Linked DNA regions of Homo sapiens: regions 2, 3, 4, 5, 6 and 7 are each linked to region 1. Evidence: chromatin loops called from intact Hi-C (ENCODE). Cell type or tissue: MCF 10A. All regions are shown on one strand. Region 1 holds the start of GIMD1 (GIMAP family P-loop NTPase domain containing 1). Region 2 has its middle 200 kb from the start of PAPSS1. Region 3 overlaps LOC105377356 (a long non-coding RNA gene). Region 4 overlaps TBCK (TBC1 domain containing kinase). Region 5 has its middle 140 kb from the start of DKK2. Region 6 has its middle 150 kb from the start of DKK2. Region 7 has its middle 69 kb from the start of LINC02173.

The links. Hi-C counts contacts between places; a loop is a spot of excess contacts. Peaks named below come from ENCODE experiments on the same cell type or tissue, not always from the same donor. Only the 100,000 strongest peaks of a DNase experiment are listed, where the experiment ranks them.
Region 2: a loop joins it to region 1, with 11 times the contacts of the local background. A loop is called at or near these places in 2 of 110 quality-filtered maps.
Region 3: it touches region 1 in a loop (17-fold over the local background); 26 of 110 quality-filtered maps call a loop at or near these places.
Region 4: it touches region 1 in a loop (19-fold over the local background); 14 of 110 quality-filtered maps call a loop at or near these places.
Region 5: a loop joins it to region 1, with 24 times the contacts of the local background. A loop is called at or near these places in 20 of 110 quality-filtered maps.
Region 6: it touches region 1 in a loop (7-fold over the local background); 16 of 110 quality-filtered maps call a loop at or near these places.
Region 7: it touches region 1 in a loop (17-fold over the local background); 47 of 110 quality-filtered maps call a loop at or near these places.

What each region holds. Positions count from the first base shown.
Region 1 is chr4:106,367,845-106,371,844 of GRCh38, forward strand. GIMD1 (GIMAP family P-loop NTPase domain containing 1) reads right to left here and starts at 934. Exons shown (of 3, transcript NM_001195138.2): 1 at 866-934. RefSeq lists an enhancer at 1,666-1,715. In MCF 10A, a CTCF peak has its summit at 1,806 (motif pointing right); a DNase peak (open chromatin) is centred at 1,787.
Region 2 is chr4:107,517,273-107,521,272 of GRCh38, forward strand. No RefSeq gene overlaps it. Among named protein-coding and RNA genes, the nearest start is that of PAPSS1, 200 kb to the right of the region's middle. In MCF 10A, a CTCF peak has its summit at 1,968; a DNase peak (open chromatin) is centred at 1,979.
Region 3 is chr4:106,807,774-106,811,773 of GRCh38, forward strand. All of the region lies in intron 5 of LOC105377356 (a long non-coding RNA gene), which reads left to right. Among named protein-coding and RNA genes, the nearest start is that of DKK2, 230 kb to the right of the region's middle. In MCF 10A, a CTCF peak has its summit at 1,530 (motif pointing left); a DNase peak (open chromatin) is centred at 1,508.
Region 4 is chr4:106,264,286-106,268,285 of GRCh38, forward strand. All of the region lies in intron 3 of TBCK (TBC1 domain containing kinase), which reads right to left. Among named protein-coding and RNA genes, the nearest start is that of TBCK, 50 kb to the right of the region's middle. In MCF 10A, a CTCF peak has its summit at 2,096; no DNase peak of the experiment used is centred here.
Region 5 is chr4:106,897,238-106,901,237 of GRCh38, forward strand. No RefSeq gene overlaps it. Among named protein-coding and RNA genes, the nearest start is that of DKK2, 140 kb to the right of the region's middle. In MCF 10A, a CTCF peak has its summit at 1,587 (motif pointing left); a DNase peak (open chromatin) is centred at 1,564.
Region 6 is chr4:107,181,765-107,185,764 of GRCh38, forward strand. No RefSeq gene overlaps it. Among named protein-coding and RNA genes, the nearest start is that of DKK2, 150 kb to the left of the region's middle. RefSeq lists a silencer at 1,368-1,662. In MCF 10A, a CTCF peak has its summit at 1,622 (motif pointing left); a DNase peak (open chromatin) is centred at 1,587.
Region 7 is chr4:106,500,660-106,504,659 of GRCh38, forward strand. No RefSeq gene overlaps it. Among named protein-coding and RNA genes, the nearest start is that of LINC02173, 69 kb to the left of the region's middle. In MCF 10A, a CTCF peak has its summit at 1,618 (motif pointing left); a DNase peak (open chromatin) is centred at 1,612.

The DNA of each region.
Region 1 (4,000 bases):
CACTATTGGAGAAGTAAGAATAGAACAGTAGAAGAAACAACCCTTCTTGCTTTCTAACAACATCCCCCATCTTCCCACTTCCCGACCCACTGCCTGAATACACAAGTGGTATCTGCAAAAAATCATCCTTCCTGATTTCCTGAATGCTTCTTTCCTATGAAATATGAATAATGTTAAAGAAGACTTCTGTTTCTGCTTACCAAATTTTTTTTTTTACAACCAGGGAACATTGGTGAAAATACAAACTACTTGTAATTTCTGTTATAAAATAATTAATAAATCATCTCTATGTTCCATTAGTGTAAGTGTTGGCTCTTTAATAAAGAAAGTAAAGCCTAACATATTGGGCAGCTCAGTTAGAAGGGGGGAGAATCTTGGGAGAATCTATTCCATGTACAATACCTGTACAGTGGCCGATCCTTTGTACACTGCATGATCCCCCATAGCATTTTAAGGTCATTAATCATTTTCACTAGATTTATAAGCAGAGTTACTTGCCAATTGCTAAAACTGCCCACGCTACCAATTCAGAAATAAAGACATTTTAATATTGCATATTTATTATTTTTGCCTAGATCTTGTAACTTTATTACACAGTTTTAAGTACCGCAGGTCCTTCTTGTCCTTTAATGCCCCTCACTCCATTATACCCACACGCTAACGTGAACACCTTGAAGGAGCTTCATACCTCCATAAAAAGACACTCATTTTGCGGGTCCCTCCAGTTCACACCAGCTCTCCCAGCTCATTCAGTGGTGTCAACTGCAGTGAGATGCAGTCAATTTCTTTTTACTCCTAAATCAGGGTGTAATGTTTTTAGAAAATTAATTATTCAATCCCAATCCATTTGCTATATTTCGCTTACCTTTTCCAGTCTTGAAAATGCTTTCTCCACAAAGACGTCTCTCGCCCTGGCACAGTTGTTCTTTCATATGAACTTTCACCTTCTGATAGCGTTATTGTACCACTCTGGGACTGACACCGTATGTATTTTATTTAGTTAATTTATTGCCAGACAGCCTCTTTATAAATGATTAGTTGTCTTCCCCTAATCAGCACTGACTTTTTTATGACACTTGACAGACTTGTAATTTTAATAGGTACAGAAATATTCTATTTTTAGTATTTTTTTATTTTGTGCATTTCTTATAAGTAACAACTTATTTATAGCATAAGGAAATGCAATATGGGTATTAAACAGAAATTAGACATTCTTTAGCAATGATTACAATTTTTTCATGATCTACAATTAGATCATGACTTCACATCAGTATTTAGTTCATAATACTTTTCAAATTTTTAAAGATAATTCTTTTTGCTATATTCATATAATAAAAAGTATTATTTTATCCTAATTTATGAAACCACTGGAATGATTATATCAGCACATGTAGCTTTCATATCAATTAATGATAGTATATTTAAGGAAAGGAGTAAAATTAACTATAACTTGAAGTCAAATACATTTTTTCTTAAAAACTTGAGTTTTATTTTCTTACTGAAAACTCAAATTTTATTTTTTCTACTTCTTAGTGTATTACCCATACTGATCCAAAATACTTTCTTGGTGCTTTTAGTAGTATGGTTATAGTCTGATTCATCTTCTCTTGTATTTCTCAAAAAGTCGATGAAATATGTATTTCTGGGTGAAAGAAACTTGGAGACATCTGGAGTGCCTTATGACTTCACGGGCAGAGAGTTAAAAAGTCTTCTTCCTGTGTAGCTGTGACAAGGAAGGCATGAACTGCCTTCCTTCATCTGATAAACACATTGGGCTTCTTGAATGAAGTGGAAAGAATCTCCCCCAGGTGGCAGTAGCAGCCTGTTTCCTAAGAAGTGATTTTTGAGCCAGGATTTATTTTAATTTTTCTTCCTTAAACTGTAAACGGACATTCTTCAACCATCTACATAAACACATATTAATTGTGTTGGGGATTTTTTGAAGAAGAACAAAGCCAAACTTTCTTTCCTATGTTCCTTATAGAACACAGCAAGCATAAGCTCTTAGTTTTTCAACCACCCCCCTGCCCGACTTCAAAGTTACAGTTTAAATCATTTGCTGAATGCAACAGCTGACTGTTAAAAAATAAAGTTCAGAATTCACGAGCATGATTATAAGTTCCAGTAAAATTGAAATTTTTTTGATAATTTTTCATAAGTCTAACGCAGGTTTTAGATTTGAGTCAATTTAGAGGTCTTATAGCAGAATAATTTATTATTAGATGATGTTGAAAGATTGATTTTTTTGAATCAAGGTGAAAGAACAATCTGAAAAATTACATTTTCACCGACTTGGCTAAATATGATGTAGTAGGGATAAAAAATGTATTATCTTTTAACAGCTGGCTGCCAAATTTCTCTTAGGAAGGATACTGTCTGAGAAAATTGTTTAATTTAGCTACTTGAGGTAGAAAACGGGATCCTGAGAACAATAGCTAAACTCACAGAAAGTATTGTAACAGCCAATCTGCTGGCGAAGGGAAAAAGCCAAGAAAAGAGTAGAGAAGATCAGGGTATAAAAGGAGAGAGGGAGTGAGAGACATAAAATGAGGAAGTGAGAGAGAGATGCAGGGAGGGAAGGAAGGAACAGACAAGGAGAGAATGAAGAACTATGACATTATAGTAGGGCAGAAAGCTAGATCTCTCAGTTTTGTAAATGTAAAGGGCTAAGGAACTATTTTAAAGTCAGCCACATTTACAGTTTTCTTACATGAAGGTGGCTTTTTATTTTTGTTTTGTTTTTGGTTTTGCTTTGTATTTTATTTTATTTTGATGAAAATTAATGGAAAAGTCTAAGTTATACTCCTGTGTTAGCACAGGACAGGCACCACAAAAGTTGGAGATTGTGGGATGACATCTGAATTAAAGTAATTTAGAAGAGGCAGGAAGTTAAAGCTAGAAGGACACTAGTCCCCAGGAACTTACAGAAATCATTAGGAGGACATTTAGACTTTCCACAGTTGATGAAATGAGATATTTTGGTGTAAAGGTGACTCTAGCTGACAAGCAACTATTGTATTTCAAATTTTATATATGTACACACACATACATACAAACATATGGGCATACATATATATTCACATGCATATATTTATGCGTGTTTGTATATACAAGTGTATATATAATTTATAATTTACATGTCTGTATACTCAGGAAAATTGTGTCTCTACTCAAATGAGTTTTATTGCAAGTAGCTCTTGATATAGCAATTTGATTAAAATGTACTTTCACAGTTTTAGACAAGTTCCCATTTTCATTGGCTTGAATGGTTAATCCTTTGCTCTGAAGATATTTCTTTTCTTAATAAAGAAGACATTAAGAGTATTGACCAGATTTTGTGGTTAGGATGATCAAATGGCTTTAACCTTGGATAACACTTAACCAAGTTGAGAGGAACACTGATAAGCCAGTTATGGTTGGTGCTGACTTGATTAACTCAGTCTGAGATAGTTTTAGAATAAGGCATCAGATCTTACTGTTGGATGTTTTAGGACACTGGTCAGCAGTTTAAATTTGGTGGACAGATGGTCTTAATTTGAATGCAGTTTGAAGGTTCTTGAACCAATGAAGAATGGCCATGTCTGGACAGAAATATTTATGGGAATATAAATCTTCAGCCTAAGCTTGGTTGGTTGGTCTTTAGTGAGACTACCAGTCACATCCCCATGCAGGAATGTTCATGATGTTTTTGTTTGGTTTTGTTCTTCTTGTTTGCTTGCTTGTTTGTTTTTCTTCTGAGTATTTTGGCATATAATTATTCAGATTATAAATATATACATTATAAAAAGCATTTAAAAATACAGAAAAGAATATAGAAGAAAATAGAACCACTTTTAAATCTTAATTTCCTGGGGACCATAAGACAGTGTCTCTTTTTGGGGATTGACACAACAGGTACATTTCTTTTTGCAATCTACCCATATACTCCCCCTATTTACTCCTTTTCTTTAACAATCACTGCTGAGAGGAATCACACAATTTTGATGAGAGGCATTAATAA
Region 2 (4,000 bases), 1.1 Mb after region 1:
CTTGCTCCAGAGTTAACTCCTTTGTGTCCTCTTTTTAAATTATACATACATTTCCATTGGAAATTGTATCCATCTAGTAGCTGAAACAATCATCTAAATGTTGACTAATTACAGACCTATTTCCAGAATCACATATTTAATGCCTACTAGACAACTACAAATATTCTAGGGCGGGGGGTCAGGAAACAGGAGAAAAGAGTGAACATTCATTGAGCATTTCTGTTTTGTTATTTGTTTTTTGTTTTTTTTTTGAGACAGAGTCTCACTCTGTCGCCCAGGCTGGAGTGCAGTGACGCAATCTCAGCTCACTGCAAGCTCCACCTCCCAGGTTCATGCCATTCTCCTGCCTCCGCCTCCCGAGTAGCTGGGACTACAGGCACCTGCCACCATGCCTGGCTAATTTTTTGTATTTTTAGTAGAGACGGGGTTTCACCATGTTAGCCAGGATGGTCTTGATCTCCTGACCTCGTGATCCGCCCGCCTCAGCCTCCCAAAGTGCTGGGATTACAGGCTTGAGCCACCGTGCCTGGCCTCATTGAGCATTTCTAGAGCTCCAAACACCTCAGACTTAGTTCACCATCATTTATCAACCACACATAATGCCTCCTTTTACAGATACCTACTTTATGCCTTGGATGGCATAATGCCACCCCACCACTGACACCAGAATCTGAAGAATCACCCTGTACTCCTCACTCTTACTTGACCACATACTCAACTAGTTATGAGACATTTGAGATTCTGCCTCAAAAGTATTTGTGAATATATCCTTTTTCTATATCCTTACTTCCAGTACCATAGTTGTGGCTGTTACTAGTTTTCACATGGATTTATGTAGTAACCTCTCAGCTCTCTCCCCTCCTCTTAGCTTGGTTTCAGCAGGCAGAGCTATTCAAAAACTCAAATATAATCATACCCTGCTCTTGCTTAAAATCTTTTGATGACTATTATCCTTGCAAAAGGTTTAAACTAATTTCCTGCCAGTTCCCTGTCAACACCTGTCACAGCATCAGTACTAACCCACACACATTTCCCAAGTGTGCAGCACCCAGAAAACAGTGCTCTGTGTGTCTTTTGCATGCACAGTTTAATTGTTTTAAATTGACAGATAATGTTGTACATTTTTTATCATGTACAACATGATATTTTGGAGTATATATACACTGTGGAATGGTTAACTAGCTCATTAACAAACGTATTACCTCACATAGTTATCATTTTTGTGGTGAAAGCACAGAAAATCCACTCTTTTTATATTTTTCAAGAGTATAAAAGATCATCATTAACTATAGTCACCTTGCTGTAGAGTAGATCTCTTGACATTTATTCCTATCTAACTGTAATTACGTATGCTTGTTTTATGGCTCCAGAAAACTCTGTCCTCTCCTCACCTTTTCAAGAGCCCCTTCTCAGTGCCAGTGTAGACCTAATATGCTGTGTTCTTCTCCTCAAGGTTGTCTTTTCTGGCCTTTTACTTTGTGAACTCCTTGAATCAGACTCCGTCTTCCACCCCTTTGTCCTTGGCATCTAGCACAGTGTCTGCAACTCAATAGGCTTAGAAGAATATGTTCGAACAAATAATAGTGCCCAAAATTCCTTTACCTATCTCTAACAAGCCTGTTATGTAAGGAACCATGACACATTTGAGAAGTAACAAGGTGCTTGGGGCAAAGTATCACCTGGGATGCAAGTACATGCTGTGTTCCTTATTGAAGCTTTGCCAGGCACTGGTTAATGCATGGATAAAAAATTTTTCCTCATCTCTTCTGCAAGCATATCTTTAATTAAAAGACTAACCTGATTAACCAAAATAGATGAGTTTTACATGTAAGCAAAGGGTGCCTTTTTGGTGAGAATGACTAAAGGAGACTTTTTAAAATAACACAAATTTTGAAGGTAATCATACAGAAGACAGTGGCAAAACTCAAAGTACAAACGGGTATTTCATTCTCTAGACCACACTGCCTCCCTGTGGGAGGTTTTTTGGGCAAGGATGTACCTAAAGGAAAGTAAATCCAGTTTTGCACAATTGTAAAGTAGTGGTAGCTAGAGTTTATATAATTTTATACCAGAAGTCCACTCCCAAATATTGGGTTATAAATTGTGCTAGTTGAGTGATTTATTTTCTGAAAGACTTATGCCCATATTTTTGGATTTGGAATAGAAACATTTGTGTTCTTTTAAAAATAAGTAGTCCTGGGAATGATTTTTCCAAATGCCAAGACCAAAAAATGACATAACCACAATCTAATTATTTTGTTTTTACTACTTTGAATAATTATACTTTAAAGGTCTTAATAATTTGATTTACTTATGAGAAATATAAGACCCTAAGATCCCTAAAAATCAAGAATGGCAAAATGAAGATCTATTTGCTGTGTACCCACCACAACATTTTTTACTTAGTTTTTATATTATTTAATGACATATATCAAAAAATCAATATAGTCATTGAAATTAATGACTGCTCCCAGCCTATAGATTCCTCCTGAAGTAGAGCGTACACAAACCAAAAATATCAGATGCACTTCTGAAAGTTAAAATGATATAGTCAGTTTAAAAACATTTCAAGAATCATTTTTCATTTACCTTACAGAAAGTAATTTGTAGAATGCTACCTTTAGGCCAGGCATGGTGGCTCATGTAATCCCAGCACTTTGGGAGGCCGAGGCAGGCAGATCACGTGGTCAGGAGTTAGAGACCAGTCTGGCCAACATAGTGAAACCCCATCTCTACTAAAAATACAAAAAATTAGCCAGGTGTGGTGGTGTGTGCCTGTAATCCCAGCTACTCTGGAGGCTGAGACAGGAGAATTGTGTGAACCCAGGAGATTGGAGGTTGGAGGTTGCAGTGAGCCGAGATCGCACCATTGCACTCCAGCCTGGATGACAGTGCTAGACTCCGTCTCAAAAAAAAAAAAAAAAAAATGCTACCTTTGAAAAGAAAATGAATGTATATTTTAAGCATGATATACATTTTTTTCATGATTTCGGGATTAATTTCTTTAAATTTGCCCCAAGTTTCTAATAGTATGTAGCATTATTCAAAGGCAGAAAATGGACTTAGTTGTCTGTTTCTACAAAAGGCTTTGAGCAATTTCCAGAAATGAAATAATTGCTCATGATCTACCTTAATGCATATATTTGAAGACCCTGCTTTTAAATTTCCGGAATCTCAGAAGTATTCAAATTCATTACTTGTCTATTTCCTGACCAGTTCCCTTTGAAGTCGTTCTGGAGTCCATGCTATTATTTGAAATGCCTGGCCGTCGGTAAATAGTTGCTATTTCCTTGATGTCAGTGAAGCTGCTTTCTTTTCTGTGACCTTTACCTACGGTACCTCTTGCAGAGGCCACATATGTATTTACATGTCTGTGCGCTCTGGTCCATACATATGGTCCTTGTTAGATGCTTTTACTGCTTTACCTCAATAAGAAAGGAAGTATATTCACGATATTGACTCTTCACTGAATCTACATTTCTGTTTTCTCCAAGGGTCAAGTTGTCTTATTTACTACACACATACAAATAAAAGCTTAAGCAACTTTATTTTTAATAATGGACAATGAAAGTACACATGCCATCCATATGACAAGGACATGATTTCTGTCTTTCTGTACTGGTATTATTATATACTTCAGAGTTTAACAAAGACGATAGTGTGTGTAATGTTTTTCTTATGAGCAGAGACATGAATTTGGGACATAGCAAGAGAAAGGTAGCCTAAGGGAAAGATTAGAGGAAAAGAGAAGAGCTGAGGGATATGCCTGGCTCCCTCTCAAAGGAAGAAGCACACACCTTCATGTCACAAATTTAGGCCAAAGGGGAAAAATAGATTGTCATAAAGGGAAACGGGAAACAGGATGTAAAGCAAGAATGCTTTCCTTTTTCTCTCCGTTATCCAACTAGGCTTATAAAGTACAGAGGAGAGACCACTCTTCTAAGACAGAAAACCTGGGATTTTTCATGATTAATTTTGTGATCTTGGCCAAGTCAACCTC
Region 3 (4,000 bases), 440 kb after region 1:
CCAATCTGATCTAACTGATATTAATAGAAACTTCACTCAACAACAGCGCATCACTCTTTTTCTCAAGTACATGTAGAACATTGATCAAATGTGCTCCAAGCTATGCCATTAACAAGTTTTAATAAATTGAAAAGAGTTGAATCATACAGAACATGTTCCCTGACCACAAGGGAATTGTGAGAAATTAATAACAGAAAGATATCTAAGAATCACCATGTATTAGAAAATTAAGCCAGATTTTGCTCCATAAACCATGGATTAGAGAAAAAAAATCTATGGAAAGTATAAAATATTTTGAACTGGCTGAAAATGAAACACAATATATCAAGTCTAGCAAAATGTGTGAAATATGGTTAAATCAATACTTAGAGGAAAATTTATAACTAACCGCATATATTAAAGATGATTAGTTACCAAAACTTCCAATTTAAGAAGCTAAAAAAGAATTAAAATCAATGTGAGCAGAAAAAAGAAAATAATGAATATAGAATCAGAAATAACTTACACAGAAAATGGATGAATATTACAGATAGACTATCAAGAAAATTGTTAACCCTGTAGCTAGACTGATGAAGAAAAAGGAAAAAAGATATAAATTGTCAATATTAGAAAGGAAAGAGGGGGCAGCACTAAGATCCTACATTAAGAGGGTAATAAAATAATGTTATAAAAAATTTTATGTCAATGAATTGATCACCTAGATAAAATGGACACATTTCTTGAAAGACTAACAAAATTGACCCCAGGGAAAAAAAAAATCTCGATACGTCTCTACTATAGAAGTTTGTAACTGAAATCCTTCCCACAAAGAAAATTCCAGGCCCAGATGACATTATTGCTGAATTCTTGTAAACATTTAAAGAAAAAAATACCACAAAACTTATTCGCAGGATAAAGAGAACACTTCTCAACTTATTTAATGTGACTGACATAATCCTGACACCAAAACCAAAGACAACATAAGAAAAGAAAACCACAAACCTATATTCTTCACAAATATAGGTGGCACAAATATTTTAAACATATTAACAAGTTGCATCATTACCAAGTGATGTTTATTCCTGGGATGCAAGGATGGTTTAACAATTGAAAACCAATCAATATATTTTACCATATTCACAGACTAAGAAAACACATACAATCACAATAGACGAAGAAAAAGCATTGGACAAAATTTAACACCCATTCATTATAAAAACTAAGAATAAAGGGACTTTCTGTGGATATAGGTCATCTATAAAACATCTACAGCTAATAATAAGTGGCTTCGATTTCCTCAGAGAATGTTACCATAGTAGAAGATCAACACTGGATTATTTTGCTGGCAGGTTGAACATTAAATAGTTGGATGACTAAATGCCTTGATGAGATATTGGACATTGAATAGTCCAGCTAAATGCAATAGGCCTAAAAGCTCATGCTTTTTGGCCTATAAAACTCATCCATCTCTGCCAGTATGGTTACTCTCAGGTCGTGATCTCATTGTAGGAGCAGTAGGGTGGCTAAGGATAGAGTCTGGCTGACATCTACTGGTCAAGTCATTCTGTTAACTTGATGGTTTCATTCACTTCTGTAGGGGATAATCTGTAATGCGCATTAAACTGCAAAACCAAAATCATCACACTTTGTTCTTTTTCCCATAACTACATGCCTCTGTCCTGAACATCTTCATTTCTCATTATTCAGTTTTTCTCCTTTTTCTTTTCAGAACCCTTAGACAATTATACAAGCCATTTGCCATTGCCTATTTACTCTTGTAAAGACAATCTTCACATTGCACATGATATATCAAATCATATATACATATATATTCCAGTATACCACAATTTCTGATTATCAGTACTCACATATCATAATAGCCATGTAAGTAGGAACATGCAAGATTGTCTTAATAATTAATAAGGGAGATTACAATTGCTCAATGACCTTTGAAAATATTTTTAAAAACCATAAAAACCCTTACTGATAGTTAGAAATATAGAAATAAATAAAATATCAGAGCACTAACATGTATAATAATACATTAAATATATATTGTATATTAAATATATATATTTAAGTAACAGTACACTATTATTTAAAATATTGGAAACATTTAGAACTAAAGTGTTCTATTTCTTTGTAAAAAGTTACCAAGAGTAGTTTGAACATAGCCAAAGGAAACTGAACTAGACCGGCCTATGACAGTTTTGGTTAGCCTTCCTCAAGTAAAAGATGAAGTTCACCTTTTGCTTCTCTTCTTCATCCATTTTTCTATTCTGTAGCCCATAGGTTGTCTGTGTTCATCTTAAACCATAAAAATAAGGGTCATACTCTGGGCATGACAGAGCGAAGAGCTGGGAGGACCTTGGGTTCTTGAAGGCTTTTTGAAGCAGAACCTTTCACCAGCCCCTTGCCCTGTTATCTTCAGACACATTTCCTCCCCTTCCTCCTCCTCCTCCTCCTCACTCTCTTCCTCCTCTTCTTCTCCTTCTTTCTTCTTTCTTCTCTCCTTCTCCTCCTCCTTCTTCCCTTCTTCCTCCTCTTCCTTCCCTTCTTCCTCCTCCTCCTTCTTTTCTCTTTCTTCTTCTTCTTCCTGCCCCTCCTCTTCCTCCTCCCCCTCTCCCTTTCCCTCCTCCTCTTCTTCCTCCTCCTCCTCCCCCTCCTTCTTCTTCCTTCTTCTTCCTTCTCTTTTTTAGAGACAGTGTCCAGTTTCAAATGACAGAATCAGCTGATTTAATAATGGTAATTATGTGTCTTTTTAGTTTTTTTGTTTTGTTTTGTTATTTTTTATTTGTTTGTTTTGAGGCAGAGTCTTACTCTGCCACCCAGGCTGGAGTGCAGTGACGCAAGCATAGCTTACTGCAACTTCCACCTCATGGGCTCAAGTGATCCTCCTGACAGCCTCATGAGTAGAGTAGCTAGAACTACAGGCATATGCCATCACGCTGGCCTAATTTTTTTTCTTTTTTTTGTAGAGATCAGGTCTCTCTATGTTGCCCCAGGCTGGTCTCGAACTCCTGGCCTCAAGTGATACTCCAGCCTCAGCCTCCCAAAGTGCTGGAATTACAGGCATGAGCCACTGTGCCCACCCCAGACATTTCCTTTTTCTTTCTTTTTTTTTTTTTTCTTTTTTTGAAATATGTTCTGGCCCTGTTACCCAGGCTGGAGGGCAGCGATGTGATTTCTCATCACTGCAACCTCCTCCTCCCAGGCTCAAGCCATCCTCCCCTTTCAGCTTCCCAAGTAGCTGGGACTACAGGCACGCACCACCACACCTGGCTAATTTTTGTATTTTTTGTAGAGACGGGGTGTCACCCTGTTGCCCAGGATAGTCTTCAACACTTGAGCTCAAGCTATCTGACTGCCTCAGCCTCCCAAAGTTCTGTGATTACAGGCATGAACCACTACACCGGGCCCACACGTTTCTTATATGTGAGAATGAATTGCCCTCTTGTTGAAGGCACTGCTATTTAGGCTTTCTCTCACTTGCAGCCAAATCTATTCCAAAATGATATGCATGCCTCATATATTAAGCGAATTGATGTATGTAAACTATATGCATAGCACTTAATGTATACAAAGGACTTAGAACTGTGGCTGGCAGTTTAATTTTATCTTTAATTATTAATCACATATCAAATAAATACAAATTTAATGATGATAAATCAATTTTTCATCTCTTATGTGAGCTCAATAACTAGTAAAGATGCTGTGGGGTACTTAATATTAAATGTGATTAATAAAAATAGAAATTATTGATATTTTCTGGTCGGAAATAATTTTTATGGATGAAACTTTACGAGGAGGAGATCTTGCAACTGAAATAAAATTATCTATGATAAGTCAAGTCATGTAATAGATAAATAGAAGCAAAATTAAAATGAGTACTTTATTATATTAAATTAATACATAGATATATGTTTAAAAAGACCAAACAGTACAAAAGTCTTGAAAGAAAACGGCAATTTGCCCACTCCTCTTTCTCCCAAGTTTACCATACCTTAAAATGTTTAACTTT
Region 4 (4,000 bases), 100 kb before region 1:
AGTCCTCACTGAGGTGACACTTATGTAGAAATCTAAAAGAAGTAAAAAAGACAGGTAGGTCTCTGGAAAATGTATGATTCGGGCAGAGGCCACAGCAAGCAAGTCCTGAACTGGTATAAAGTCAGCAGCTCACAAAAGTGTATTCAGTGCGTGCAGTAGAATGAGCAAAGATTAAAGTGACAGGAGATAAGCTCAGAGAGATAGCTATGAGTCAGAAGACGTAAGGCCCTTTAGGCCACTTTAAGACCTTTGGGCTTTTACTCTGAGAAAGATGGGAAGTGATTGGCACATTGCCATATGATAATAATGATTAACACATATTTACTGTAGAACTAAGCACAGAAAGAAATAGAAACCTAGGCCACTTAAACCCTAGCTGTCAAGAGAAAATGTCTCAGTCATCAAGATTTAACGGATACCATAATTTTATAACTCTATTTATGAAGATTATCATCAGCTACTATAATTTTTATATCTCATACTATTTTTAAATTTCTTTTTTGTTTAGCTATAAGACATCTTGAGAAATTGTTTCATACAGAGAGCATGAGTAGAATATTTTCATGCACGGCGCATCTGAAAATATCTTATTCTTGCCTTTAAACTTGGAAAGAATTACTCCATTGTCTTATAGCATTCTTTATTAATGGCGAGAAGGCTAGTATCAGTCTGTTTCCAACTTTGTTGCAGACATCCTGTCACTCTTCCCTGGGAAGTTTTGAGGATTATTTTTACTTTATCCCTAGAGTTATAATATTTCAGCCCAATATGTCTAATGTGGGCATATTTGTGCCAGTCATCATTAAGCATGTACTTTCAATCTGAAGACTCACATGTTCCATTAACACAGAAATATTCACAAGGAAAATTTGATTTGCTACATCTTTCACTGTTTTCTCTCTCTTTTTCTCTAAGTTGGAACTCTTAGTAGACAGATGATAACTGGAACTATTTTTTTAATTTAATTTTTTTGAGGATATAGCAGGTATATATATCTATGAGGTACATGAGTTTTGATACAGGCACAAAATGAGTAATAATCACACCATGTAAAATGGGGTGTCCCCCCGAAGTATTTATCCTTTGTGTTATAAAGAATTCAATTGTACTTTCAGTTATTTTAAGATGTACAATTATTATTGACTACAGTCATCCCGTTGTATTAACTTTCTGTTTTAAGAGCATAATCTTTAGTCCTATCTATTATATAACTTAATTCCAGGAGAGAGAGAGATCCAGAGATCCAAAGAGAGAGAGAGAGAGCAAGAGGGAAAGAGACAGAGAGAGAGTGAGAGAAATCCAAACCATTAATTTCCAGCATTTCTATTATGTCCTCTAGTTGTTCCTTGTCGATAGATACTGTTCTTTGGTTATGGATACATCATTCCTTTGAGTATCTCTGAGAATAGTTAGAAGTCTTTTAATTCTGGGAAAAGAGTATTATCTTCATTTCCTCTATGGTGAGTACTCCCTCTCCACCCCATCTCCAGGCTCTGTTTTTCTCGAACTATTTTTTTACCTCAAATATTACCTCTGGTAATCCGATCCCTGGTTGTCATATTTTGAAGTAAAGGAATAAGCTGATATTCCCCATAATGTGTGTAAAAAAGAAGCAATGAGGGTTACTATTTATAAAGAATGCTATTTAAATTGACTGTAAAATATTCCTTTTTATCAAATAATTTCTCCCATATTAAAGTGCCATATCACTGAGTCTTAAACAAATAGGGAATGTGTGAAACAAGCATAATTTGGGATAAACAGAGTTTTCATAAACATCTTCAAAAAATAAACTAACTGTATAAATGGCAATATTCCAAACTTAAAAAAAATTATTTGTAACTTATCAATAGTTATAGAGGCAAAGATTTTATGTAAAAGCACAATTACATTGATAAATATGTGCACATGAAAGAAAACAAAGTCTTCCCCTTAAAAAAAAAGAGAAACATTCCCTGAGATTAGCAAAATGTAAACCTAGTTTTATGAACTCATTTGGCTCTACAAGTCAATTTTAGAGTAGCTTCTCTTGTTCTTGTCTGTTTCTCACACAACTCACAAAAAACTGATGCCATATTCAGCTATGACACTAGAGGACCTCAGCTGCATACTACTTCAATATAGATGTCTTTCTCATGAAATTAAAGCCAAACCTTTAAAGTGATTTTCCCATTGAACAAGTTCTGAAACTACTGAACACATAGACTGCATTTTCTACTCTCTATACTGTGCTTTTGCTAATTGTGAGCTATTAGACATTAGACTTGCATGTCAAAAAGCACATTCATGTTAAAAATGAGCTGATGAACATGCATACCAAAATAATTTTTAAAAATTCAAACATAAATGACATACCGTTTCTTAGCTATTACTTGAGAGTACATGTCAATTACAATCTGATTTGCTTTTCTGTCCTTTCATATTCTCAGAATTTGATTTTTTAATTTGTTTTAAAATGTAAGGTATAAAGAGGAACAAAAAATGCTATTTTATACCATGAGAAGAACAAATCAGTATTTGCAGAATTTTATGTACTTACTAGCTTTTTAAGTTATATTCTTTAATACTACCAATAACTTGGGTCATGAAATTTTTTAAGTAGCTAATGCAACAGCAAAGTAAAACTATCATATGTCTAGTAGTAGTTAACATGTTACAGTTTAATTGAACATGGACACTAAAAGAAGATTTAGGATTAAGAGAATTAGATTCACACAGTTATATAAAAAAGATACTGACAGGGGACAATGGGACTTTATCCTACACAATTCCCAAGTGAGAATCTTGTTAAATAGACAAACCCGTCAGTAACCAAGAAAATGTAAAATTATACTTTAAATCAAAAAATATTCTACTCCTTTTGACATTTTTCAGTAATTATTGTTACTTCAGGGCCTGGGTGGCTAGCGTTTACTTTGTCATCATTGTCCTGAACAACTGAACATAAGAATCCCTAGTGATTATAAATACAGATAAGACCAAAAGGTAGCTTTCAAAATAATATAATTGATAACTCCCAATAAAGCAAGATTACATTTGAGGACATTTTTACTTATATTAAAACATATCAATTGAGTGGCTATTTGTTTGTTACTGAATTTTTGGGCCCACAATTACCAAGAAGAAGAATTGATCTGCACTACAAACAAGCCTATAGTATACTTAGAAGGACAGATTTACAAACTGATAATTATAATATAAGCAATTAACTAAGCAGATAAGAATTATTCATCATTTTCCTTTGTCTTCAAAGAAAAATAAAACATAAAAATTTACTTATAACATTGGTGAGACCAAAAGAGACCTACAAAAGTCATAAATCTTGGGAAAGTAAGCTTAAAATCTAAAAGAGAAAAACACTATCACCACCACCACCATCACCAAAAAAGATGTTGATAGTTTCTAGGTATGAGTCAACTTGGTTGTATTTGGATTTTCAACATGGCTCAATAAATTTTCAAATCTATTAGGTTGGTATAATCCCAAGTATATTTTTTTATCCCTTTCCAGATATATTTCAAAGGCAATTTACTGTCTTCATGATTAAATCGTCCATAAATCATCTCTAGTTGTTGGTTAAAACATACTGAGGCCAAGATCATGGATTTAATTCTTAAGCAGAATGGAAGACTTCGTATGTTCACAGCCACAGGTTTTCATCTAACCCCAGCCAATACTCCCAAATACAGATAGTCTGTCACAATGAGACACTGCACAACCTATATTTACTTAAAACATCCAAATTTTTAACTACTACCTCCTATACTTCTCTGTTCCTCATTCCTGAGGACCCACTCTTTAAGCTCATCAAGACCTTGGGGTCCCTGTTCTCTAAGCCTCCTCTGTTACCCCAGCCAAGTGGCCCCTTTTTGACATCATTCTTTATTCTGACAGATATGGTTTGCCATTTCAATAATTTTTTGCAAAGATCCTTAATGGGTTCTCATTCAATGGCTCTCCCTTGTGGTAGAATTGAACTCCCTTTCTTGATTTCCGACAG
Region 5 (4,000 bases), 530 kb after region 1:
CTACATGCTATGTAATTCCATTTGTATGACATCCTGGAAAAGGCAGATCTAAAGGGACAACAAACAAATGATGACTGCCAGAATCTGGGTTGGAGCCAAGTGACCTACAAAGGACCATGAGGGAATTTTAAGTGGGGATAGAATTTTTTCTGTATCTTGATTACAGATACAGTACCAAGTGGTGGTTACATTAACTGTATGTGTTTCTCAAAAATCATAGAACTGTACCTTAAAATGGCGAGTTCAGTATTTGTAAATTACAAGCTAGTACACCTTAACAAAAAGTAGAATATAATAAAGCTTTAGTATGAAAAATGTTATGAAACTAACATAAAAACAGAAAACTATACTGTTAGTATGCCACTGAGAGTATGTAAGAAGTTAGTTGATGAATAGTCACTACTAAATGACTGGGAAAAAATTGTGTTGGGAAAACTCTTCACTATATGCGGAAAAGCATAGCTCAATTTCGACTTTATGCTACATATGAAAGTGGGTTTATGTGGTTTAAAACCTAGATGCAAAAGGTAAAATGAAAAGATAATAGAAGAAAAGCAATATCTTTGTGACCCAAGGTCAGAGAAGTCTTAAATAAGACCCCCCCAAAAATAAAACTTAAAGTGAAAACTAGACTTTCCCACATCAAAATTAATTATTTTGAAATGGCACTTGGGAAATTCTCAAATGGGCAACAAATTTATTTAGAGAAATGATACAGCTTATTAGCAATGAGAAAAATTAAAAGATCCACATGAAAATATTAATTAGTGAGAATGTGAGAAGACAAGAATTCTCTGTGTAACCTGGTGTAGCCATTCTGGAAACAAATTGGCAGTTCTTAGTGAAACTAAGTATTGATATACCTTTCAACCAAATGATTACACAGATGAACACATATTTCATAGTTATGGACAGGAGAAAAATTTGAATGTGTTCACTGCAATTCAGGTTGCATAATGGCGCGTTGGAGGCAATCTATGCCCTTGCAGTACAGTAACATACAATAGAATATGGTGGAGGAAATAATTTAAAATATGCTTACCCTGTGAGAAGCAGTAATCGAGATGTACAAAAGTTACTTAACCTCAGTTTCTTCATCTTTAGAAAGGAAATATAATAGTACACATGCAATACAATTATTGAGATCAATGAACTAAATTAAAAATACTCAATAAATATTAGTTACCACTACTTTTATTGTTGCATACAACGGTAAAACAACATAATTTTAATAGTGTTAAGTTTAAAAATTAGAAATGGAGTTAAAAGTTTTTTACAAAGTGAAAAGTCATATAATTCCCACTAATGTTAACTCAGCTGAATCTGTCATTTGAAGCTAGAGTATCTCAAAAGCTTATTTTCTTCCCTTCTAGGCTGTTTGTACCAATATTTCGACAAATCTTTAAGATTTGAAATGACTTATCTCCCACTATTATCAAATCTTGAAAATGTTTGCAATAATTTCTAACATGTTGTACTTTGCATGTTTACTTCTCTACACTTTCTTTCTTTCCAATGGATTATTTACCAAGTTGACTGCTTCTGCACTGTTCCGAGCTGAGCTGTAAGCATACACCATCGCCCTCTGCTGGTTGAACATTTAGCATCCTATGAAGAGTAAGGTCTGAATTCTCTGAGTTCTAAAGTTAAACTTTATGTTATGATTAACTCATAAAATATCAGTGTTACTTATTCTAACTATTTAAGTAGAATTTGCATTCTAGCTTACATGGATTATATAGTAAAATCATTTTTCATTTTAGGTCAGAAAATGTTAAAATATTTCCATAAGATGTCAATGTTATTTCAATGGAATTTAATTTCATGGCAGTTAGTCTAGTTTCTCTCTCTTTCAGATACCCATTCATATAGGTAGTATTTCACTTTCTTTGGTGACTTCTTGAAGTGTTGACTTTTTTTCTTAGATTTAGTATAAAGGTTTGAAATTTCACCTTCCAAACTAATAATAATACCTGCATTAATTCCGACTTTGTAATTTGAATTTATCCTTCTCATCTCACTCACATGCATCAATATGTTTAAAGCTTTATGCTCCTTATCTTTTTTCTTCCTTTTTTGAGATAAATTTTCAGTCACCAAAGCTGCAGTACAGTAATGCAATCATAGCTCATTGTAACATTGAACTCCTTGGCTGAAGTGATTGTCCCACCTCAGCCTCCTGAGTAGCTAGGACTATGAGCGAGCGTGCACCATCAGGCCTGGCTATTTAAAAAAAAAATGTGTAGAGACAGGGTCTCACTATGTTGCCCAGGCTGGTCTTGAAATCCTGGACTCGAGAGATCATTCTATTTCACCTTCCCAAAGTGCTGGTATTGCATGCATGAGTCACCGCACCTGGCCTTTTCTTCTTAAATCAGTTTTCTGGTATTGAGAAGTGTTCAAATATGGAAATTGTTTTCCTGGGAAAAGGTGATTTTAAAGTTTAAATTTTTAAATGTTGTTTGACACTGAATTTTTTTTTCTTGACTAACATGAAAGGAAATAGAAAGCCTGGAAATAACTTTTAGAATTTAACTCCTTAAAAATGGTGGCTTTGAATTAAGCATACAATTTTCATAAAAGTTACTTATTAGTTTGTTGCTTCATTTTGTTGTGTCTTTAATCAGAATTTTAAGATCTATATGGTAAGCTTCTCTGGAGTCTGCCTTGTATAAAAGGCAAACATCCCTCCCCTTCCCATACTTTATCTGAACTGTCGCTGTCAATGACATTTCTCAACACAGTTGTTTCAGTTCTACAAAAAATCAATTATAATTAAATAGACAGTTCTAAGCCTCCAGTCTTGTTGCTTACCCTGATTGTTAATGATCTGTTGTAGGAGGAAATACTTGTCCTCTGTAGAATCTTCTTCTCTGACTCGGAATTTGTGCCAGATAGAAAATGTCCTTAACTAAGAAAAAAGCAGATTCCATGTAATTGAGCAGTTTTGAGTGAGGTTCTTAATCCTGAGTTCTAGTCTGATTGCACTGTGGTCTGAGACTCCTGAATGACTACTGGGTACATAACGAAATGAAGGCAGACATAAAGATGTTCTTTGAAACCAAGGAGAACAAAGACACAACATACCAGAATCTCTGGGACACATTCAAAGCAGTGTGGAGAGGGAGATTTATAGCACTAAATGCCCGCAAGAGAAAGCAGGAAAGATTTAAAATTGACACCCTAACACCACAATTAAAAGAACTAGAGAAGCAAGAGCAAACACATTCAAAAGCTAGCAGAAGGCAAGAAATAACTAAGATCAAAGCAGAACTGAAGGAAATAGAGACACAAAAAACCCTTCAAAAAAATCAATGAATCCAGGAGCTGGTTTTTTGAAAAGATCAACAAAATTGATAGACCACTAGCGAGACTAATAAAGAAGAAAAGAGAGAAGAATCAAATAGACGCAATAAAAAATGATAAAGGGGATATCACCACCGATCTGACAGAAATCCAAACTACCATCAGAGAATACTATAAACACCTCTACGCAAATAATCTAGAAAATCTAGAAGAAATGGATAAATTCCTAGACACATACACCCTCCCAAGACTAAACCAGGAAGAAGTTGAATCTCTGAATAGACCAATAACAGGCTCTGAAATTGAGGCAATAATTAATAGCTTACCAACCAAAAAAAGTCCAGGACCAGAAGGATTCACAGCCGAATTCTACCAGAGGTACAAGGAGGAGCTGGTACCATTCCTTCTGAAACTATTCCAGAAAAAGAGGGAATCCTCCCTAACTCATTGTATGAGGCCAGCGTCATCCTGATACCAAAGCCTGGCAGAGACACAACAAAAAAAGAGAATTTTAGACCAATATCCCTGACGAACATCAATGCAAAAATCCTCAATAAAATACTGGGAAACCAAATCCAGCAGCAGATCAAAAAGCTTATCCACCATGATCAAGTGGGCTTCATCCCTGGGATGCAAGGCTGGTTCAACATACACAAATCAATAAACATAATCCAGCATATAAACAGAACCAAAG
Region 6 (4,000 bases), 810 kb after region 1:
TATGCTGAAGCCCTTACCTCCAATGTGATGGTATTTGGAAACGGGTCCTTGGGAGGTAAAGTTCAGATGAGGTCATGAAGGAGAGACTGTCATGATGAAATTATGTGTCCCTATTAGAAGGTGTCCCTATTAGAAGTTGTCCCTATTAGAAGGGACACCAGATAGTTTGTTTCCTCTGTTTCTCTCTTCACCATGTGAGCACACAGCAAGAAGAAACCTCAGAATGAAAGCTACCTTGCTGGTACCTTGATCTTAAACTTTCCAGCCTCCAGAGCTGTGAGAAATAAATTTCTGTTGGTTAAGCTACCCAATCTATGCTACAAGGGCCCTCAGCTTTCAGAGTTTCAGTTAACAGTAAGGAGACTTGGAGAGGCACTATAATGATCAAACACCCTAACTCAATGCCAGATCTTCTGTAACTAACACTAAACTACACTAACAAATATATTGGAGTCAGGTCACTTTCTCATTAGAATAGCAGGTTAAAATAGTAAAAATTATAAGTCATGAAATCCTGAACATATTTGATGCAAAGATGTCTGGAAGGGGAAAGAGAGTTGGTAAGAGGGAAGGGAAGAGGGCAGCAACTTTACTATGAATACCACATAAGGCAACCTAACACTTAGGGAAAAAAACATGGGCTTTGGAGAAGAGCCGACGTAGATTCAAATCCTAGCCCTTTCCCTCATAAGCTGTGTGTGATCTTGAGCAAGTTATTTAAACTCTGAAGCTGAGTCTCCTCATCAGTAAAATGGAGATAATAAGCAATTCCTACTTCAGGGGTTGCCGTGAGCATTAAATGAGATACTATATACAAGAAATACTTTACATACAGTAGGTGTTCAACAAATGTTAACAGCCTTACCTCTATAGTGAAGGCTGAACCAAGGCTGAACTTAGAAAGCCAGCTCACTGAAGTACAACTAAACAGCCAAGTGAGCTCTATCAAATAAATATAAACTGGAATCCATTTCTCAGCAGGACCTCATTCAGATAATATTTAAAATAAGTGAATTATTGAAGCTTAAAATCAAAACACAGTCCCTGTCATATTATGTGCAAATAATAAATATTTGTAGTAAAAAGAACTATAGCTAAATGATTTGATTTAAGAGGACTAATGCCTGATGATAGAATGAGAAGCCTCTGTACCAGAAAAGTGAAGAAATGTTTTAAGTTAGGTAAGAATAGAAGAACCTTATCAAAGTACCTCAAATACCACCACCTTATTCTCTACCTTTACTCACCCTACTTATTGATTGATGCCGATTATAACATTTTGAAAAAGGAGAAAGTGGGAAAACCTAAAGACCACTGAGATATTCTATAGAGCAAAAACTTGTTAATTTCTGAAACAGTTGATCTATATAACCAGGAATGGAAATAATACTAAATAATACTTGAAAATATAATTATCATTTTGAATTATTCCTAATAGAGCCTGCATAGAATACACAATCCATAATGACCCAGAGTCCATTAGTCTCAACTAACAGCACAAAGAAATTTCAAATACTCTTTTAACGCTGGTCTTCAGGAGTCCAAAGGCCGTTGTATTAGATTCACTCTGTGAATGGTAAGCACTGACCTCTAGTGGCAAGCATGATTAATCACAGCTCTGTCCTTCAGTGACCCCAGGGAAAACACCCACACCAAGGTAGAGGCTTCCTTACGGAATACAGTTTTGGAGGCTGGCAATGTCAAATGAGATCAAATTTATACCTCTTTAAAAAAAAACCATGAGCACTTCTCCTACCTCCTGATGGAAATCCCAAAGGGGTGATGTGTTGAGTTTGATAGAAATACTCTAAGAAACTGAGAATAAAGACTCTGGCCTTTCTAATATTTAGAATTTGGATGTATGACCTCATGAGCCCACCACACAGACATGAAAAGCAGTGGAGACTCAATGATCATACATATGCCTCTGTTTACTCCTTTATAATATTCCATGAGGAGCTTCTAAAGACACTGGTCAATTAAAAACAGGGCTAGAAACTCCTCTATGCAGAAAAATGATTGACTTTTGGGAAAGTACAGAAAAAACAAAAGACAGTATCCACCCTCAAGTACATCAGAAATTAATAGAGCAGAGAGGATGCAAGTTAATTTGTTTTTCTACCTCTGTAGAAGAATCAAACACTCAAGCAATGGCAAATTTAAAAATACGGGGAAGGAGACAAAAAGCAGAAGAGATACATCAAGTGACTATAAATTTATGGGTTTTAATTTTCTTAAAAAAAGGGGGTAGAAGTGATCTTAAAGATAAATTATGTATTCCAATTCTATCATTTATAAAGAGAGGGATTGAGGTCCCAAATCAAAAAGCAGAAAACCGAAATTCAAAACCCCACATCAGACCACATGACCTACCTTTAAGAACTAAACTTTTGTTCAATTTGGACTTTGAAAGAAATCTGGAATATAAAATAGATTATTTGAAAGGAAACTTTTTCTCCTCTAGCTACACTTGGAGATAAGCTCAATGAATGAAATACGCATTTACCATTGCCTAATGCAAATGGATAAAGAATGAAGGTGATACTGGATAATTTGGTATGCTTTTATTTCATCTTGTACGTTAAGTTCAATTTTATACCTCCAAAATGATTCCAAATATATCTCATTTAAGGTACAATATTCTGTCTTTCATTTTTCTTTTGCATATAAATATCAGCCAAATTCAAATTACTTCTAGTAGATATTTCCCCTTCTCTTTTTCTTTCCCTCATTAACAACATTTGCTTCTCTGTTTTCACTCCAGGCAGCAAAGCTGAATAGATTGTTTAATACTATTTTCCTAGAACATCTAAAAGTAAGAAAGAAGAGAGTAGAAATCTGTGGAAAAATCTTTTCTTCAAGATTTCCATGTAGGGGTTTCAGATTGTTTGGATGAGTTTCAAATAAACATCCCTCTTCTTAGTGTAGTTTGATGCATATTTTTAGCCTCCAGAGGGGAACACTGATCTGCTAAAATTGTCATATTTCAGCTAAATTATAATTTGCTAATCCCTTAAGGCTACCGGACAGGCTCCATGTCTATTCAGACAGGCTTTAATATAAATAATGTTTTAAACAAAGTTGATAAAAGTTTATTTTGGGAAAAGTAAAATGGCATAGAGTAGAGGTATGACTCATCCAATACTCCCCTTCTACTTCATGATGTAGGAATAAAATACATTATACTATGTAATAAACTCTGTTGTTAAACATATATTTAGGGGCTAAATTCAGGGATAATTTATTATGAGTAATAAAAGGTTACCATATAGACACAAAAGAACTTTTATTTTTAAAGATATAGAAAATTGTGAATACAACTCTCTCTATATAACACACACTATTATAAATGCATAATAAAAAACCCTACTGAACATAATTTATTCATTTTTGATGACTGATTCGGATTTTGCCATGTTTCAGTATTACTCTGTGAATATCAATTACCATTGGACATGGACTCAAATGTTGGTTTAAACAGGTATTATTAACATAATATTAGACAAATAACCATCAGACTTGATAAGTTTAGCTCCCACTGGGAAGAGAGTTTTACTTGTGATTCTATCACTCAAAGTAGCACAGGATGAAGCAGGATGTTAAACTTGGCTTTGCAAGAGAGCCTAAAACCACACAGCAACTTCTGCACAAAAACTTTGTGAATGAAATGTTCACATTTTTTACTATGAGAATTTTCCTTGTTTTGACACTCATTTCACTTCTAGAAATCTCCCCTAAGAACATTATCCTGCAAACAAATATGTATGAAGATAATCATTTCAACATTATTTAAAATGCCAAAATAATTGGATGAAGCTAAATGTTCAACATGAGGAACCGTTAAATTCAATAGTGTATAGTTGTATGATGAACTCTTCTATGCCATTACAGATTATGTTCCATGAAGTTTAAAAAACATGAGAAAAGACTCATATCAAACCGCAATGAGATACCATCTCACACCAGTCAGAATGACTATGATTAAAAATACAAAAAATAA
Region 7 (4,000 bases), 130 kb after region 1:
TAGGCATGCACCCCTGCACCAGGCTAATTTTTGTATTTTTAGGAGAGACGTGGTTTCATAATGTTGGCCAGTCTGGTCTCAAACTCCTGACCTCAGCTGATCCACCTGCCTCAGCCTCCCGAAGTGCTGGGATTACAGGCATGAGCCACCGTGCCTGGCCAAAAAGAAAATTTTTGGCTTTAAAATATAAAATGTATATATCATTGCCCCATCCCATTAGCTCTTCTGAAAAATCAGCTGTATTGATTAGCAACTAAAAATGTCAAGGTATATTTAAAAAATATTAAGGACTACTTTAGGGCTTTGAAATAATGAGTTGCTCAAGTCCTCATTAAGAAATAGAGCATATATGAAACTATCACAGTTGGTTAGTCAAGAAAGAGAAATGCTTTTGAGTATCTTATTAAGTGAGGTAAATTAGTGTACTTTGTTTCAATTCATTAACCAAATGTTGAAAAGTAAGGCAAACCACTTTTGGAAGGAATAAAAATTTCCATGAGGACCAGTGGGATAAGGCTCACAAAAATTTATTTTGTTGTAAAGGCTGTAGCTACTTATGTCCACTGATTTTTTATGGCAATTATTTGCAGTAAAAGAAAATAATTTAGGGGGCTTATTTTTTAATGTTATTTAAGATCAGCATTTGATGAAGCAGTTAATGATTGAAAGTAAGAGATTGTAAAGCATATTAGTTTAAATGTTAACCATCAAACAACAGAAAATACTGAGACTTGAAAAAAAAAGAAAGTATTTTTTTTTCTTTTTCTTGAGATTTAAAATGTAAGGTGGTTTTAAGTACCATTTGTTGAGGTTTTATGGGACCCCCAAAAAATGCCTTCTTTTCCTTTATAAGGATAGACAATGAATCAGTTAGATGGAGATTAAAATGCCAGCTTTATAACTAATCAAAATCTGCTATGAAGCGTGCAACTTAGATTTGCATCTACAATTGCCTTCCTAACATTTCACCACCATTAGATGCATGTACTTATTTGGTGTAAGCCACTGTATTGCTGCAGACTCCCTCACAGGTCAGGATGGTTACCACGTGGCATGGGGCAGACCCGAAGGCTAAGGCCCCTTGGTTAGATGGCTCTGGAAAGAGAGAGAAAGAGGAAAAGGCTGAGGTGAACTTGCTCGGTGACATTCACTAGTCAAATCAATTGATTCTTCTCTCATAGGGAGAGGTAAGTAGGGGTAGAAAGGAAGGCTGAGGGTTTCTTTCTAGCCAAAGTCTCCCCAGATGGAAACAGGAAGAATGGAGAATATTTCTCCCCAACCAAGAACATGATTTACTCATCACATGTGTGTGATCTATTATGTTAATAGCAATTATGCCATGTGTTTAGAAATGTGTGTATTACTGGGAAGGGGGGACATAGGGATTATTACATTTCAAAATTTCCACTTCCATTTTTCAGAAAATTACACAGAGAGTTGCAAATCAGAAAGACTCATAAATTGTGGGCATACACACTGCTGTGAATTAATGTCCAGGAGTTGATGGCTCGGGCCTGGAGGAAGAAGAGGGAATGCAGCAGTGCCTTTATTAATGAGCAGAGGCCAGGATACCGCTAAAATCCACTTCTGTTGAAGGCGGCACTGCTGCCATCTGGCGGACTTCGAAGGAGAGACCCATAAGGGGAGAAGTCGGTTCAATTCTGGCATCTTGCCGCTACTTTCTAGGTACGGTGTTGGGGCATTTAAAGATAACAGGTCTCGTTCTTTGCCCTTAGGAAGTCGGGAATTAAACAGGGGAAACAGACCTCACTCAGAAGAATATGGGAAGTTTGGCTCTAATGGGAGGGCCAAGAGATAGTGGAATCCACTACCATGAGGAGTGTCAGGAAAAGATTTACAGAAGAGGCAACACCGGTTTGTGTTGGAAGCAAAGATAAGATTCAACAGGGAGAGAAGTAGGCCCTGCTCCAAACAACTTAATTCCACTGGTTTGTTAAGGGTCTAAAGAAAGTTCCTACTCTTTTTAGAATTAACCTATTTTTTATACTTCTCTTTTATTATCAGGCTCTCCCAAGTTTATAATTGTGCTAATCCATTGATCAGATGTTTTACTCATCCTAATCAGAAGAAAGGTCTCCCTAGCAATAGAAGTTATGGGTATAGTACAACCAGCGTGGCATGTCCCTCCCTCAATACCCCACTAGGATATCTCTTATGCTCTGCCCTGAAAAACATGATGAGTCTTAATTTCAGTGAATTTCCTTGGTCTGTGGTTTACCATAGCATAAACTTTTGAGGTTGAGCTTTACAAATTCAATTTTAATCAGATATTATTTTTCTCCTAAGCAAGCTCTAAATACCACAAATAAAGCTTTCACCAGTTTAGAAACCATCTATAACTCATAAGTGTAATTAGGTTTAAAATGATGCTGAGATTTCACACTATCCCTGTTCAACACTTATGATTTTATGTTCTATGCCTCTATTCCCTAAATACTGGTCAGCTGAATATTTCCCTATTAGAAGCTGTGGTGTGTTAAGGACCCAGCAAGTTAAAAAGTAATAACTTTTGATTTGGCAACAGCACAATAAAATATGGCTAACTGAAACCATTGCCAGCATGAAGCTTGACATATGAAAAATGGTACTTTCAGGTTGCCTATAGTAATGTACAGAGGTGCTGTTCTGCCTGAATTTCATTTGAATTTCCTGTGGTCGTCAAAATGGGTTTCTTTCAATCTTTGTGTCAGTGGAGGTTGATTTGCGTGGGACTTGAGTGGTAAACCTGTCAAACACAACAAAGTTTGTTATTCCATTGGGCCCTGTCATAAAAATCAGTATCTAAAGCTGCCAAACTTAGAGAAATTGGCTGATTCTGGGGCTAGGGCTTATTGCATAGATTTGGATAATGCCTGCACATATGTTTAAAAAGCCTTTGTTTCAAATATGCTTGTGTTTAAAACTCCTTCAGCAAAGGATTTGTAACTAAATAAATACAATGGAAAATAAATTTAAACAAAGGTTTTAACTTTATTTATCCACTTAGTGTTTGAAATACTGTATCCTCCACTCAAAGCTACATTTTCTTCCACCACAATCTTTCTTTTTTTAAACCCAAGTGTTCTTAACATTAAATTTAGAAGATGTGTAAAGATGATGTACAGGCCAAGGAAGATGAGAAAGTCTATAAAACCCAGTTAGAAAGTCTAAGGAGGATGAGCTGAGTTGGAAGCAATGCCAGCAGCCAGATCAGCATAGAAACACTAGAGAAAGAAGATATCGCTTTGAGATGTAACAGACCAACAGTGATGACATCTTCCTGTATTGAGCCACAAAGAGGCAAAATAGTATTCTGGACTTAGGTAGCTGACATTTTTCTGCAGAGGTCTGACCTATTCAGATGAGGATGAATGATAATGCCAAATAGCAGAGGCTAGGCCAATGAAAGGCAGGAAACAGGTGTGTTACCTCAGGCTCAATGTGGCCGGGAATGGCTTATGAAAAGAATGGGATTTAACTTGGTCTTCCCCCCTTCAATTTTTACTTTTTAAGTTATGAAATGCTTTAAGTATGGGATTTGGAGGGTGCATAGTGCTTAAGTAGAATAGATATTACTTATCTTAGACTACTGTTTATTAAATACTACAGACACTGTGCTCAAGTGCTTTATATGCATGATCTTACTCATTCCTACAATTTTTCTATGACTTAAATACCAGTTTTTCCTCCAAAATTGCAGATGATACTACATTAGAAAGGTTAAACAAAGTGCCCAAAGTCATATAGCTGCTGAATGGTGGAGCCTAGACTCAAAGCCAAATTTGTCTGATTCCAAAACCCAAGCTCTTACTGATATGATTTGACCTGTGTCCCCATTCAAATTTCACCTCGAATTGTAATAATCCCCACATGTCAAGGGCGGGGTCAGGTGTAGATAATTGAATCACGGAGGTGGTTTTCCTCATACTCTTCTCGTGGTGGTTGAATACATCTCATGAGATCCGATGGTTTTATAAATGGAGTTCCCCTGGCACAGACT